Linked DNA regions of Mus musculus: all the other regions are linked to region 2. Evidence: chromatin loops called from intact Hi-C (ENCODE). Cell type or tissue: heart. All regions are shown on one strand.

The links. Peaks named below come from ENCODE experiments on the same cell type or tissue, not always from the same donor. Only the 100,000 strongest peaks of a DNase experiment are listed, where the experiment ranks them.
Region 1: it touches region 2 in a loop (5-fold over the local background); 6 of 42 quality-filtered maps call a loop at or near these places.
Region 3: a loop joins it to region 2, with 2.1 times the contacts of the local background. A loop is called at or near these places in 4 of 42 quality-filtered maps.

Annotation. Positions count from the first base shown.
Region 1 is chr15:34,081,742-34,084,241 of GRCm38, reverse strand. Gm41291 reads left to right here and starts at 1,016. Exons shown (of 1, transcript XM_011245387.3): 1 at 1,016-2,500. The coding sequence starts at 1,235. The coding sequence ends at 1,768. Mtdh (metadherin) reads right to left here and starts at 1,523. Exons shown (of 12, transcript NM_026002.5): 1 at 829-1,523. The coding sequence starts at 1,206. In heart, a CTCF peak has its summit at 1,430 (motif pointing left); a DNase peak (open chromatin) is centred at 1,551; H3K4me3 peaks cover 2,500 bases; H3K27ac peaks cover 2,401 bases.
Region 2 is chr15:34,236,822-34,239,321 of GRCm38, reverse strand. It overlaps Laptm4b (lysosomal-associated protein transmembrane 4B), which reads right to left and starts at 1,296. Exons shown (of 7, transcript NM_033521.3): 1 at 900-1,296. The coding sequence starts at 998. In heart, a CTCF peak has its summit at 1,271; DNase peaks (open chromatin) are centred at 441, 1,241 and 1,761; H3K4me3 peaks cover 2,108 bases; H3K27ac peaks cover 1,851 bases.
Region 3 is chr15:34,286,150-34,288,649 of GRCm38, reverse strand. No RefSeq gene overlaps it. Among named protein-coding and RNA genes, the nearest start is that of Matn2, 19 kb to the left of the region's middle. In heart, no CTCF peak of the experiment used is centred here; a DNase peak (open chromatin) is centred at 1,209.

The DNA.
Region 1 (2,500 bases), 160 kb after region 2:
ACAAGATCTCTCCAACAAATATACACAGAACAAAATATTACAGAGAAATCACAACACAGGATACAGAAGTAAAACACTAAGGCCTAACAAAAATGGAATAGCTTTCGCATTTCCACATGTGGTCCAGCAAACTGCGGCTTGAAATCTCCTCTCAACCTTCTTCAGCATTTTAATCTGTCACCTCTTTATGCTTTATTAAAAAACAAAAAAGTCTTCCACATCCTTTGACTGTACTATAGACTACTTTGCTGTACTTGCCTTATGTTTTTCTCGGGGCCATATATCCCGAAGGCGTATTAGATCGCCAGCTCCCTTTTGCCCAGTTCCTGTACCAGCAACCCAATGGCCACACTCACCAGGATAAGACAGGGTAACCATTTCCCTTTAACATTTCCAACTAAGATGAGTATGGCTTGATCTGAACACCTGTAATCCTCTTTAAGCCAGTTTTTAGGTCACCCCTATCTTCCGTGACGGTCTCAGGTCTCAACGTGGCTTGAGATAGACATCTCTCTCTACCGGGCAGTCTTTTCAGAACTTCCCAACGTCACTGTAAGGTCCCATTAACCTCCACATGCAGCCTACTTTCTTTCACAGGCCTCTAGGAAGGATCTGCTTTTGGGGAAACCAAGGTTCTCATATGATGGCTGTAAGTTTGGTCACTTTTATTTATACCTACCCCTGGAGTTAATTTCCATTCAGGAAAACGCGACTTTCCTACTGGTTCTTACACTTTCCGACTTCCCCCTTCTCAAGGAACGTGTTCACCTACCACCTCGACCTGAGCTCTCGCTTCCCTTGACCACCGGGCTCCTCGCCACTACTCACTTTGGGCTTTTCAGGAAGCTTCTTCCGGTTCTTCTTCTTTTGCTCCTCGCTTCTGAGATTCTTCAGCTGGGCTAGGTCGTCGGGGGCCGGAGTCGGCGGGGCCGCCTCCTCCCGTTTGCGGGGCGGGCTCCTTCGCTTCTTGCGGGCGCCGGCGCAAGCCGCGGCCCAGCCGTAACCTAGAAGGAAGAGCAGGAGCAGCCCGAGAGCGCCGGTGCCCACCAGGATCACCCAGCCCGGGTACCGCTTCGGCTCTAGCCCCAGGTCGAGGCCCAACTCCGTGCGCAGAAAACCTAGGCCGACCGAGAGCAACTCCCGCAGCCGGGCAGAGCCCTCCTCGGCCTGCTGGGCCAGCTCGTCCTGCCAGCTTCGTGCAGCCATCTTCCCTCCCGTCAGAGAGACTCGCGGGATGACGCCGGGGAGCGGAGCCGCCGCTGGAACAGTCGTGGGAGGCGACAGGGCCGCGACACCTCAGGCCGAGCGCATCGCGGCCAACCCTCACGCCGGAGTAGGGGATAGAGGGCCGCCGCCGCCACGGGGAGAGCCAAAGGTTCCCAGTCTCCGCAGCCGGCCTCACGCCGCCGCCACCAGGAGGACACGGGGCGGCGGGGACAGAGTGTCTCCAGAGGCGGCCGCTAAGCGGCGTCGGGGCGCCAGCGCCAGGACCCGCTGTCCTCCCCCGGCGGAACAATGGCGGCTCCGGCCGCGATCCACGCTGCGCGCGGAGGCCGGTCGGGTCACGTGGAGGCTGTGGGCGGGGCATGCGTCACATGGGGCGATGGGCGGGGCCGGGCGGACTCTAGTCTTGGAGTGGGGTCTCCTTGAGCTGTGTGGGTTTGGAGGCTTGGGGCGACTCGGAGCTTGCGAAGCGGGAGCTAGAAATCTGACGGTGGAACTCCTTCAGGCTCGGGCTTTCTGGATGCTGAGAGGGATTCAGGTGTGAGGCCTGCGCACGAGCAAGGCGGCCAAACCCATCGGAGTATGAGCAGGCTTTCCGCTCTCTTTCCTGCAGTGGTGGTGCAGTGGACCGGCTTTTTCTCCCTAGGTCAGGGGCCAGTTGGATGCTTCCAGAGGGAGCTCGGTGGACTCTGAGGCAGCGAGCACGTGTAATTCACATCCGAGTATTTCTTCGGGGCGGACTAGCATATTAACGTTTGCCAACGTTTGCGTCTGTTCTGTCGTTCACTCCTGCTGTCTGTTGTCAGGCTCCAGATTTAAAAAGTCGGCAAACCCGTGGGAGGCACTATTATTTTTCTACTGATTTGTAGCCTTAATAGGAAATATTGAGAGGAAGCCCTTAGACTGTATTTATATGCAAGAGAAGCATATTATTTTAAGCTTTTATACAACCCCAAAAGAATTGCAATTTTTGAATGCTTGTGTTGTCCAACAGTCAAATGTAGCATTAGAAGGAAACTAGGTGGGTTGGGGAATGTCGCTCAGCAATAGAACATGCTTACTGAACATATGCAAGGCTCTGGCGTCGATTCCTAGCACCAAAAATAAAGAGCTGAGGCGCTTCTTCCCTTCTTAATTTTAAAAATGCTTGAGGACTACCCTACTATTTGTATTTTGACTTTGCGGTAAGGAAACAGTGTCTATAATTAAATGTTAATTAGCATGTAAGCAGCTGAAGTAAATACAAACTAAAAACCTATTCATGTATTTTGACCCA
Region 2 (2,500 bases):
GACCCAACTAAAGAAAACTTGAGACTATAAATAGAACTGTAACATCACGTGGAAGGGGAATGCATTGTTTAAAATGGCACAAGGCAGTTTACAATTCAATACTGAATATCTTTTTAAACTATCAAAGGGAGCTAAGAATATGTTCTAACTAAAAAGTTTTATATGCCACTTAACTACCACTTTCAACTACATTTCGTTGTTCTGCAGCAAGTAGCTCGGATCTCTCTAAAATGATGTCACAAAATCCAAAATATTGAGGAATCCGACTCAGTCCAAGGCTGCCAACCACCAACCAAGGGCAGCCAGCGCCACAGGGCAAGAATCCATCAAGCTAACTCGCTGCCCCAGAGAATCACATGTTTGTTCTTGACACAAATGTGAGCGCCAACCTGAAGGCCATTTTTAAAGAAAACTAAATTTGCCCGCCGTGCCTATTCAGAGGGATCACCTGTCCTCGGGCAGGAACCTGAGTGGTTGTTAAGATGGCTTCTCCAAGCCAACTGGAACACAGGCACACTTGGGTACCTTCCCTGTGTAAGAGCTTTAAACAGGCGTACGCAGGAAAATCCTCTCGAGAGGAACAAGAATTTCCCAACCGTTTCTGCTCGGACGCGAACTCGCGAGGGCGAACGCTGTGTAGCCGTGGTGCGTCCCGGGGGTGAACATGCCCGGCCCGCACCTCGCAGGGCCCGGTGCCCCACCCCCCCCCGCCCGGCCCCACATGCCCCCGCCACTGCAGCCCGGCTCTCCCCGAGAATTAACTTTCTAATAATACAACTTTAGGCGGATGATCGCGGGCGGCCCCCAGACCGACGCCGACCTAGAAGCGACTTAGTGGCGCGGGGTGAGCGGCGCGCGTGGGGACCCCGGGGGCTCCCTCGACGCCAGGGCGCGCTCACCAGGTACCAGACGCCCAGCAGGATGGTGCCGGTGCGGACATGGCAGCACAAACAGCAGCTGTGGGAGTAGAACCGAGTCCAGGGAGCGACCATCTTCATAGCTCCGGCGCTCGTGGAAGTTTGTGAGAGCGTCGCTCGCTTCGTCTTGGGTCCGCTGCTCCTGCCCCTCTCCTTGGCCGCCCCGACCCTCGGACCGCTCGCCCGACCCTTGGCTCTGCACTGTACCGAGAGCTCCGAGTGGCCGCTGCGACGGGACACTGGGCTCGAAGACCGCGGCGACGCTAGGAGGCAGGGGGGAGGAGAAGCCGTGGGTCACGTGGCCTGCCCGGGCTCGTGATGTCACCACCGGCTCCAGCCAGCTGCGGGCGCTGGGAGCGCTGCGCCAAATAAATGCTTCCTTGCTGGACCCTGAGGGAGTCTCCAGAATTTTCCTCCGGAAATGGGGTGCACCTTTGGTTAGGATTCAGATTCATTCCAGCTGTGTTTGCCTCACATCTAGCTTGCAAATAACCGGTGAATGCTGTGCTAGGATTGTAGTTATCTTGCAAACTGGCGGAAGGAAGGAAAACTGCTTAGAATGATTATTCCAGTCAACTGCGGTACTTTGAACCACTGCGGAACCCGCAGAGAGCAATTTATCTCAGCTTCCCAGCTCAATTACTTTAGTAGCAATCTTTTCCCAGAAAATAGAATGTGTGTCAAGGGCATCCTCACTGTGCTTCCGTGGCATTTTTAATAATGACTGAAGTTCTAGTAAAACAAAAACAAAAAAACAATTACTGCCAAAAGATCTATGCAAGTCACAATACACAGCGTTGAAAGAGCCCAGGCAGAGGACTAGGGTCTGGGGGCGGGGGATGTCCCTCCAGCTGCTGTTTTGGATAGGATCCAAGTTTAGCCTTTGATGACCACAGTGCTAGCTAAGAAGCTCTGATAACTTAAATTAAAAGTTCGTGTGAAGCCGGGCATTGGTGGTGGTGCACGCTTTAAATCTCAGCAGTCAGGAGACAGAGGCAGGCCAGCGTCTATAGAGCAAGTTCCAGGACAGCCAGTCTAGTCTATAGAGCAAGTTCCAGGACAGCCATCCTAGTCTATAGAGCAAGTTCCAGGACAGCCATCCTAGTCTGTAGAGCAAGTTCCAGGACAGCCAAAACTGCACAGAGAAACCCTGTTTCAGGAAAGGAAAGAAGGAAGGAAGAAAGGAAGGAAGGAAAGGAAGGAAGGGAAAAAAAGAGACCATGTGAAAGTTTTATTTCAGGATTAGAACAAGAAATAAAATGGGTTCAATTTGGCCGGTCAGTGGTGGCGCATGCCTTTAATCCCAGCACTTGGGATGCAGAGGCAGGTGGATTTCTGAGTTCAAGGCTAGCCTGATCTACAGAGTAAGTTCCAGGACAACTAGAGCTATACAGAGAAGCCCTGTCTTGAAAAACAACAAAAATTTAAAAAAGTTTTAAAATGGGTTCGATTTAAATTAAAGTACATGTCAAATAAGATGAAAGATGGTTCAAGATTGGTTAGTTTCACAAAGACGTGCATCTACCACACTCTAGTTTAAACTTGGCTTCTATTCCCAGAGATACCACGTGTAGGTCCTTGAG
Region 3 (2,500 bases), 49 kb before region 2:
TATAGCTGGGTCTTGAGGTAAATCGATTCCCAATTTCCTGAGGACCCACCATATTGATTTCCATGGTGGTTGTACAAGTTTGCACTCCCACCAGCAATGGAGGAGTGTTCCCTTGCTCCACATCCCCAACTACATGAGCTGTCTTTTGTGGTTTTGATCTCAGACATTCTGACAGGTGTAAGATGGATTTCCATTTCCCTGATGGCTAAGAACTTTGAGCATTTCTTTAAGTGTTCTCAGCCATTTGAGATTAAAGGAAGTCACTTTTAGGGTGAGAAGTCCAACAGATGAATTATTGCCTTTATTTTTTATTTAGTTTTATTAAAAACCCAGAGCCAACACGATGGTTCAGTAGGTATAGGTGCTTGCCACACAAGTCCACCCCCTAACTACATATGTTCAAAAGAACTGGTTCCCAGAAGTTGTCCTCCGACCTCTACCCATGCGTTCACGTTTTGAAGATTTAGTGTAGGAAAGTGCACATTGATTTGGACGCCTGAGGAGGCCATAGGTGCAGGATCCCCTGGAGCTAGAGTTACAGGCAACACAGGTGCTAGGATTTGAACTCGCATCTGTAAGATCAGTACAGGCTTTTGACTTCTGAGCCATGTCTCCAGGTAGATACACAATAAAAATTTCAAATGCATGTTCCCTGGTGCCCAAAACACTTCATTTAAAAAAAAAAAAAAAGTAATGTTAAAGAAGACTGGCTTCTCATGGAGTCTAGCTGGAAACCTTTGGCTCACCCTTGAGAGCGATGGTGCAACTCTGGCCTTTCTCTTTCCCATTTATTTACATCCTTACAAGGAGGTAAGAGCTCTGTCATGCCAGAGTGGTTGTCTTGTCACAGGCCCAAATGATACTGTACTGAAAACCCCAAGATCGTGAGCCAACGTAACCCTTATAGCAGTTGGTGATCTTAGTCTTTGTTGCACTGAAGGGTTCCCATGCTAAGACAAAAACTATACTGCTAATGACTTTCCTACAAAACATGTGGAAGTACCTTATAGGATAAGCAAGTGATTCCACTATACTGTTCTTGCTAATTGGAGTCCTTTATTGGTTGAGAGGGCTCCAGGCTCCACTTTGAGGAAACATGCTCTGGTGGCTAAGTGACAGCTTCTCTCTGCTGTCCTGGTGTTCTGGTCTGTAGAAGGCAAGCAAGGACTGCTGAGGAGGTGGGTGCTGGCTGGCTTCCACACACCATGAGCCCTTTAGCAGAGAACTTGGCCACAGTGCAGAAACACTTTAAGTGAATCCCATGGGTGTGGAGACATCCCTGCAATACCCCCCTTTTCCTTCCCTTTCAGAACACATAGCTATGAGCTGCCAAGACCCAGTTCACACATCCACAGGCACTATTTTTGGTTGTTGTTAGGGCTGGAGGCAGGGAGCCCTGAAATGGCTTCGCCTATGTTGTCACTTCGTCTGCAAGGGCTGCTCTTTCGAGACCTTGGCCAAGATATCTGCCTTCTTCCCTTCAAAGCCCCTGGGCTTGCTATGGTTGGGCAGCACGACAGTACAGTATTTAAGTCAGCTTCCACACTGGCTGCAAAAAATAACACATCTTTTTTAAAAAATGGAAGGAAACACATGTTTTTAAAGTCTCATTAGCTTTCTCCTATCATGAAGCTTGGTCTGCACAGCAGGATTTTTTTCCCCTTCAAATGCAAAAGCTCTCTGTGGAGAAAGCTACTTTAATCAAGACAGTCTTGAAGATGGCCTATTGAGATCATTATCAAGGACTCTTGTTACTAAGGGTGGAGGGACAAATGAAATGGGATGTGGTTTGGTTAAGCAGTCAAATGAACAAATCTTGGCGACGAGAGCATTTTCTTTGAAAGAAAGGAAAAGAAGAGAAAAGAAAGGAAAAGAAAAGAAAAAAAGTGACCATTAAGTGTTTGGTCTCGAGGGCTGCCTCGGGGTGAGGACATGAACACACTGGGGAGGCACTGAGGTGTTTGAGAAAGAACAGGAGGTGGCGGGCCAAGGTCTCGACATAAGCACCAACGTGTGGACTTCTGGTTCCTGGATTATGAAGATGGGGGATCAGTGGAAGTATGTATATTCTATACCAAGAGCTGCACTTATCCTCCCAAGGCACACACACCTATCCATTTGACTACATGTTATTTGCAAAAATTATTAGGCAAAGAGCTTAAAAATCTAATCTTGGAGGGGAACAGGCATACATAAGTTTCCTTATGAGCCCTCCATGGGGATCATAAACTACTTGAGAGAAGCCACTTCTTCCTTTCTTTCTTTCTTTCTTTCTTTCTTTCTTTCTTTCTTTCCTTTCTCTCTTTCTCTCTTTCTCTCTTTCTCTCTTTCTTTCCTTTCTTTCCTTTCTTTCTTTCTTTCTTTCTTTCTTTCTTTCTTTCTTTCTTTCTTTCTTTCTTTCTTTCTTTCTTTCTTTCTTTCTTTCTTCCTTCCTTCCTTTCTTTCTTTCTTTCTTTTTTTGTTTTTTTCAAGACAGGGTTTCTCTGTGTAGACCTGGCTG